Regions from separate parts of the Homo sapiens genome. Here region 2 is linked to region 1. The links are chromatin contacts, found by Hi-C or POLR2A ChIA-PET in ENCODE. All regions are on one chromosome and are shown on one strand. The core of a region is the stretch at or near the end of the contact, and the rest is flanking DNA. Distances in the headings are between cores, read along the strand shown. Region 1 has its middle 59 kb from the start of FBXW7-AS1. Region 2 overlaps TMEM154 (transmembrane protein 154).

Region 1 (3,854 bases), core at 768-3,267:
TAGCATGATCACAGCTCACTGCAGCCTCCACCTCTTAGGGTCAAGCAATCCTCCTGTCTCAGCCTCCCAAGTAGCTGGGACTACAGGCACAAGTCAGCAATGCTCAGCTAAATTTTTAATTTTTTGTAGAGACAGGTTCTCATTACGTTGCCCACAGTGATCTTGAACTCCTGGCCTCAAGGGATCCTCCTACCTCGGCCTACCAAAGTGCTGGGATTACAGTTTGTGAGCCACCACACCCAGCTGGATGCACTTTTTATCTCACTTGTTACCTTTTATGTTTAGTGTGGTAAATTTTTCCCCCGTCTCTCTCACAACTGTTAGTGAATTCAGGTTCTGTCTTAAGATCAGCTTCCCCCATGGATATGGAAGCTCCCTGAGGGAAGGGTCACAACAGTGCCAGGCACGTAGCAGATGCCCAGTAAATACATAGTAGGATGAATGACCATCAGCCACAGGCATCATGGAATTAGGAAATTATCCACACATGGTGGGGACCACCCCCTCACCATCGCCTATCCCACCTGCTCTGGGCATGGTGATGACGGTGGTGCTGGCCAAGGCAGCCCTGCCTGGCAGTGCATTGCTCCGGGCTCCGTGACTCCAGTGAGAACAAGGCACCAAACCCTTTGGAACTGTGGACACTTGACTCATTTCAGAGTTTATGGTCAAGGGCAGTTGCCTCATATTAGGTGCTGAACACAGGCCAGCCAATGTGCTGAGCTTTTTACAGGCTCCTTCTTCAACATATGTGGATATGAAATAAATCAGATCCAGTAAAAGCTGACACGTCTGAGTGAGGGATGCGGGCTGAGATGGAGACAAGTACCCATGCTAAAGACTGTTCTGGCAGGGGCTGAGCCTAGGGCTGGGGCTGCTCCCCTGGTCCTGTGTGTCCTTCCCCAGCTTGGCTGCAGTTGGAGGCGATGCCCCAGGGGACACTCTCAAGGTCTGGGTGCAGTGGTGAGCATGGGCCTGGGGGGCTGTGTCCTCAGGGAGCTCCCAGCTGTGAAGAAAAGCACCTGTCCTCAGCCTGTGCTCTCAGGCCTGAGAGCTCCAGGTCACCTAACCCTGCAAGTGAACTTCTAGTGACGCCAGATTTGGGCTGGCCTTAGGTGACCTGGGGAGGGGAAGGGGGACTGAACTGTTTTCCCGCCATATGCAGGATAATCAGAAGCCAGTGCAGGGCCCGCCCATACCCTCCGAAGAGACCCACCCTCCTGCCCAGGGCGTATCGGATGTGGGGGAGAAGAGGCCTTCTCAGGCTCACCCCCACGCTGGAGCTAAGGTGGCACTGACAGGGCCAGGGAAGGGCAGTCAGACGGAAGGGAGGAGGCCCTGGGTGGGCAGCACAGAAGAAGCCTCAGGCATCAGCTGCTCTGGCTTTTGCCTGGAAGTGGAGGATGAGTGGAGACACTGGGATTTAGTCATCAGGAGGCCATGGGTGACCGTCAGGAAGGCATTTTTGGGGAGTGGCAAGGGGAGCCCAGATGCGGGGCTGGGAACTTTCCCTGGCAGGAGAAACATTTCCTCAAGAATTGGAAAGAGCTTTGGCCTGAGGAATTCTGGGACAAGCTGGTGTCACCCGAGTGGTGTCACCTGGAGACCCTCCCAAGCCCTGTCATGGGGAGGTTTGCAGCCTGCAGCAGGATTGGGGTGTTGGGGTTTCCCAAGCTGCCCTTAGAGCTGGCCAGGCAGGTTTGCAGAATAATTACAAGGGCCCGATGTGGAGAGTGTTTGCATATGATTTGCACATGAATAGCCTGAGCTTTCTGTTCCCAGGCAATTTTCAAGTTAAATATTAATTGTTGCTGCCCTTAGGGTTTTCATTTCTTGATTCTGCCTTCTCTGTTTCTTCTCACCCACTTGCTGTCAGTGACTCAGATCTCTGCATGGCGGGGGAAGGGAGGGAGATGCCAGGGTGGGAGGCAGGGGCTGGGTGTACAAGGAAGGGAAAGAACGCAGAGGCGGAGCTGGCAGGTGTTGGGGAGATCAGATACCTACTCCATACAAAAGCAATAAGCATGCAAAGCAACAGACCAGCCAGCGCTGCTACAGAAACTTCCCGGAACTCTCCCAGCCCCAGGCAAGGTCCTATCTTTCTTAGTGATGTGGAGAGCTGTGGTCTCTTGGCCCTACCCTAGGCCAGAAGGACAGTGCCATCTACTTCCTGTCAGCCTGCTTTCCAGGCTCACATGGTTCCATCTCCCCTGTCACCAGAGGTCCTGGCCACAGGCAGCATGTAGGTAGGGCAAGGACAAACTGTCCTGGCTAGAGCTGTGCAGTGCAGCAGTTAGCTCACAGGCTCTATGGCCAGCTGTGCCTGGATTTGGATCTTGGCTGTGTGATCTAACTGTGAAGCTTTGGCAACTGACTTACCATCCAAGGGCCTCAGTTTCCTCTTCTGTAAAACAGAGCTACCAGTAGTGCTTGCCTCATGTTGGTGTTGTAGGGTTGAAGCCAGCTAGTGTGTGTGAAGTACTTAGCCTTGGGCCTTCCTGGCATGTAGACTGTGCTCAATGCAACGGAGCTGTAGATAGTCCTAACCCACGAGTGGGCTGCCTGGTCTCAGCTTTGCACAGTGCCAGGCGCCCCTCACCAGCATTTGATCATCCAGCTTCAGCTTGAACATTTCCTGAGGCAAAGGTTCTCTAGCTCTGTTCTCCTGAGGGTTGTTTGTGACACACACATTATAATTATGGTAAAGGGCCTTTGAGAAGGGAACTCAGAGCCTTTCCAGACAGCAACTTCTGTTCTTCACCAACTCTCATTAGGAGGAAGGACTTCCTTGGGCCGCCTCTGAGCTCCACCCTTGCCAATGGACTCAAATCTGTCCTCTGGGGTAGGAAAGCCTGAAACCCCCTCTTCTCTCTGAGAGCTCATCAAAGATTTCAGGATGGCGCTCCTTTCCTGGGTCTCTTCTTCCCAAGCTGTTTAGACCAAACAACTCGCCCTATCCCCAAAACGTGATGGGTTCCTCAGAGTGGTCTTTGCTGAGCCACTGATAGGGAAGAGGATTCCCCCTTGAGGTTCTCTACCTTGGCCCTGGCTGGGTCCAGAGTCCTCCTGAGGGCGTGAATAACAGCTTAATGTTGATGACAGCTACCTCTTGTTGCGTGTGCTGGGCACTGTGCTAAGTGCTGAAATGCAGACTCTCTTTCCATCTTCACACTCTGAGAGGAAGGGTTATGACCATTACCCCCATTTGCTAGCTGTGGGAACTGAGGCTTAGAGGGGCTAAGGAATTTTCCCCAGATAGCTCAACTGTTATGCTGGGAGACAAAGTGTGATCCAGACCACCGGCAGCTGCCTGCTGTGGGGCCACCTCTCTATGAGGATTTCCCCCCCAACCAGGTTGTCTTTTATTTTTCTTCTGTAGGAAGTGAATGGGCTTGACATATGAATCCTAGAATCTGCCTGTCTCGGTATCTGCACTGTGAGCACTATTTGGGTGTGTGCTTAATAATGCAGCCAGTAATGGTCTTTATTTCTTTTGGCTTTCCTTGTCAATATGATGCCTTGAATTTTTCCTGGGTCTCCTGCATCCGTAGGGATGCCCACGCCAATCTCTCTTTTCTACTGCAGTTACCTCACCCCACCACCCGCACCCCAGCCCCACTCCCAGGTGTCTCAGTGCCTCTGAGACAAAAGCACCATTTTCTCCTCACCCACAAGCTCCAAAACACATTTCTCCTCATTCCATATTATCCTCATGCAACCTGCCCACACCTGCTCTCCCTTAGGCCTGCCCTGGGCTGAGTACTTTCAGCAGCCCAGAGGCTGGGTCCCTGACTTCCCAGAGAAATGCAATTTCTGGATGGGCTCTCTGAGTTAGATGGTCTATGAGTTTCCCC
Region 2 (3,854 bases), core at 520-3,019, 360 kb before region 1:
CATTTACAAGGTACTGTGGTAGCTGGCTCAGAGCTGAGGGGATACCACGATAAATAAGACAGACACGATCCCTGCCCCTTTGTACTTTGTCTAGTGAGAGAGACAGACAGAAAAAAAAAAATCAAACAGACGGGTTGACCAATGAGAAATTGTGGCCAATATTATGAAAGATGCAAGCAAGGTGCTGAGCTGGGGAGCAACAGGAAAGATGGGCCCTTCTTTAAATAGAGTAGGTGGGGAAGGCCTCCCCGAGGAAAGAGTATTTAAGCTGGGACCCTGAAGTTGTGAGGGATCCAGCCATGCCAAGAGCAGGGGTAAAAGGAAAATTCCAAGGGGAGCCCTTGATGGAAGATCCCACATCCTCCACCAGGAGTGAGGCACAGTGTCACAGTGTTCAGCATGGTGTATCACAGGAGATGAAGCAGCAGCCTTTAGATCTGGGACATTTTACTGAAGGAGGCCAAGGAGCAAGCCCTCTTGTTTCACCCTCCCTTGCCTTTCCTTACCAATGTTTTCCTCTTCTTGTGGATGTAAAAAATAAAGACGGATGAACATCTGGTCTGAAGTGAGCGTTCTCAGCAGACCATCCACATCTAAAAGAAAGCAGATTTCACACGGATTAGGACCTCGTTTTAATATGGCAATCCACACTTCTTTGACTCTAAGTTAATGATCGCTCCTTTAAAAATGTTACTTAATGTCATTTTGCTCTCTTTGTAAAGGAGACTTCAGCTGTTGTTGAAATTAAAAGTTGTTACAGAAGAACAAAGCTAACATGACCTTTATGTTCATTTCCTTTTAGATGAACTGGGAAGTGAAAACGTGAAAGTGTAAGTTTTCCCTGCTGCTTCTGATCCACCTGGGGTGTGAACAGCAACTGTTAAGGTGGACAGCTGCCTTTTCAGGTGTTTTTGTTCTGACATCTTGCGGGACTCTCCTGCTTCCCAGGCGGGGTTGGAGATCCTTGGCAGCCTGAGGGAGGATGTGCTGGCATCCCCAAACCCTATCCAGCGTGTGAGTGTGATCTGGGCAAAGACAGCTTGGCATCTGTTTTATTTCATTGTCCTACATTCAGAAAAGAATCCTGACTGCTACCAATTTCAAGTGCATAGCAGTTAAATATTCTATCCCTAGCTGTATTTCAAGGACATTGGTTCATTTACTCTGATTAGAAATTTTATCACCAGGAAAGATACTTGAGCTGGTATTTAGCAGGGAGCCCTGGTCGAAGCAGAAGTTCACACAGCAAGAACCCCCAGGGATGGGAGAGAGAGAGGAGGAGAAGGGAAGAGTGGGAGGAGCAGGAGGAAGGGAGAGGAGGGAGGGAAGGAGGGGTGGGAGAGAGAAAAACAAGCCTCCACTCAGAAGCATGTTCTGGGGTGATGCCATATCCTCCCCATCTTCCAAGCAGCCTCCTGGTTTAGAAACTTTATCGCTTCCTCTACGCAGTGTACCGCCTACGCTGCTTTCAGAGCTGGTGGTCCATCCTTCCCCAACCCCATCTCCACTAACCACGGACTCTGTCCCCTGACTGTGCACTTTGAGCTTCTGCAAGTGAGGGCGGTGAATTTCTGAAAGCAACTGCTCCATTTCTCCAAGAGAGAAAGGCCTGGGAATTGAAGGGACAGGTGATAACTGTAGCCTGTTGACAGTGGCCTCTTGACCTGGGGCACTGATCAAAAAACCCCAAGGAACAGGAAGTGAAATTAAGCAAGGCTAAAATGCTTCATATGGCAACTCCCCGGAAGGGCCTCACCCTGGGAGCCTTGCAGACTTGACTTTGCACCTTCAGGGGAGCAGTCAGCCTCCTGGGTTCCCTTTTTTGTCCACTTGTTGGGCCTGTGGGCACCCCACTTTTGGACCTGTGATAAATGTATGTTTGTTTGTGTGGTAGCCTTTCTTCCTATTAAAGTTTGGTAGTTTGGAATAGGGCAAGCCCCCAGGCTTCCCTAGAGCATAAGGCACTGAATCAAGTTCATCTTCCTCAGGATCAGCATTCTAGTCTCTTTCCAAATGAAATTAGGCATCTTTCACATTTCTTTCTAACAAGTCTTTTGCTCTCTATTTCTAGCCCTATTTTTGAGGAAGATACACCCTCTGTTATGGAAATTGAAATGGAAGAGCTTGATAAATGGATGAACAGCATGAATAGAAATGGTATGTGGTAACCTAAAGTTGTTTTTTTTCTTTCCTCTCTAGTAACAGAAGGCTGCAACAGCTTTATAAATATCTCAATAAATCCTGGAGTGAGACAGAAGAACCCAATCCCACATTAGATCTGGTACATGCAGATAATAAACCTGGTCTGACAATACTTAAATATTCAGCTTAATTGTTGCCACTTGTTTTTATTTCTGTACAAGTTGTTGAAATGGTCTTTTTGAAGCAGAAAATGGTATTTTATTCAAGAAAGGAAATCTCTGAGGCCAAATGATCTGGAAAAAGTTAGCATCTGGCATTACCTTATACATTACAGAATTTAAAGATCTACAATTTTAAACTGACTATGGATATAAAACTTTATCAAATGTAGTATCCATAGATCTGTGCTGTTCAACGTAATAGATAATCACCAAATGTGGCTATTTAAATTTAAATTAATTAAAATTAAAATTAAAAAATATTGAGTGTTTAGTAGCCAATGGCTACTAAGTGGACAGTGTAATGTAGAATATTTCTATCACTTTAGAATGCTCTATTGGACATTGCTCATGTAGATGGTGATATACATACCCCATATAACAATTTCCAATTGATATCTGGCAGTAATGGAAGTATATGTTCCTTACTTTTTAGTAAATCAATAATGGGACTTTAAAATGATGACAGCTGCTTTTTCTTTTTCAAATTCCCTTTAAAAATTAATTATTTTTACTACTTAGATTAAATGAATAAAACCCAGCATTATCATGTCATTTGTATTTTTTACCATTTATCTTAAAAAAATACCCTAGGGTCTGTCAAATTCAACACTCTACAGTAGAGTTAGAAAATTCAGAGACTGGTTATAAGAACTATTACTACCAGGCCAGGCACGGTGGCTCACGCCTATAATCCCAGCACTTTTGGAGGCCGAGGCGGGTGGATAACCTGAGGTCAGGAGTTCGAAACCAGCCTGGCCAACATGGTGAAACACCATCTCTACTGAAAATACAAAATTAGCTGGGTGTGGCACATGTCTGTACTCCCAGCTACTAGGGAGGCTGAGGCAGGAGAATAGCTTGAACCCAGGAGGCGGAGGTTGCAGTGAGCCGAGATTGTGCCACTGCACTCCAGCCTGGGTGACAGAGCGAGACTCCATCTCAACAAAAAAAAAAAAAAAAAAAAAAAAAAAAAAAAAAGAATTATTGCTACCAGAGGCTTATCAAGGTGTGATTTCAAAAAAGAGCCACTCAGCTAACTTGTACAATTTCTAACAGTTTTTCATATTGAGGAAAGAAGGACTCTGTAAAGCCATTCTATTTGAGGATGGGGCGGGTCATTGAGATAGTCCTTCAGGAGTCTCGTTTTGTTGTTTTTCAGTTGCTAAAAGTAATATGCATACATAGTAGAATTTGGAAAATGCAAAAAAAAAAAAAAAAAAGGTAGAAGAAAAAAATTCACCACAGAAAGGCAATCTCTTCTTGCTATGTTGTTGTATTACGTTTTGTGCCAGAGATTTTGTGAAATATAAAATCATGATTCTGTCATACTCACTAAAACCAGAAAACTGGAAAAGGCATTTCTATTTGACAACTAAAGCTGAGTTATTTTGACACATAGGTGATAGAATCAAAGAATTTTTTTGCCCTTAAAAATAACGAGTGGTGTAATAGAAAAGAACTCATGACCATAGGAAGATCAGCTGTTTTCCC

The links. Hi-C counts contacts between places; a loop is a spot of excess contacts on that map. ChIA-PET counts read pairs that join two places held with the same protein, here RNA polymerase II (POLR2A). Pooled maps may share reads with other maps.
Region 2: a pooled map shows a loop between it and region 1 (2.2-fold over the local background). The contact joins two enhancer-like sites. A Hi-C loop is called at or near these places in 1 of 168 maps with a recorded cell type or tissue (breast epithelium) and 1 of 50 pooled maps. POLR2A ChIA-PET finds 5 or more read pairs at or near these places in 1 of 52 experiments (OCI-LY7).

Annotation. Positions count from the first base shown.
Region 1 is chr4:152,276,779-152,280,632 of GRCh38, reverse strand. No RefSeq gene overlaps it. Among named protein-coding and RNA genes, the nearest start is that of FBXW7-AS1, 59 kb to the left of the region's middle. Within about 2 kb of position 2,017, at least 2 of the 41 ENCODE cell types and tissues checked have a DNase peak (open chromatin) inside an H3K27ac peak, as active enhancers do.
Region 2 is chr4:152,641,391-152,645,244 of GRCh38, reverse strand. TMEM154 (transmembrane protein 154) reads left to right here. Exons shown (of 7, transcript NM_152680.3): 4 at 803-830; 5 at 2,072-2,157. Among named protein-coding and RNA genes, the nearest start is that of TMEM154, 37 kb to the left of the region's middle. RefSeq lists enhancers at 757-816, 1,962-2,031. Within about 2 kb of position 1,769, at least 6 of the 41 ENCODE cell types and tissues checked have a DNase peak (open chromatin) inside an H3K27ac peak, as active enhancers do.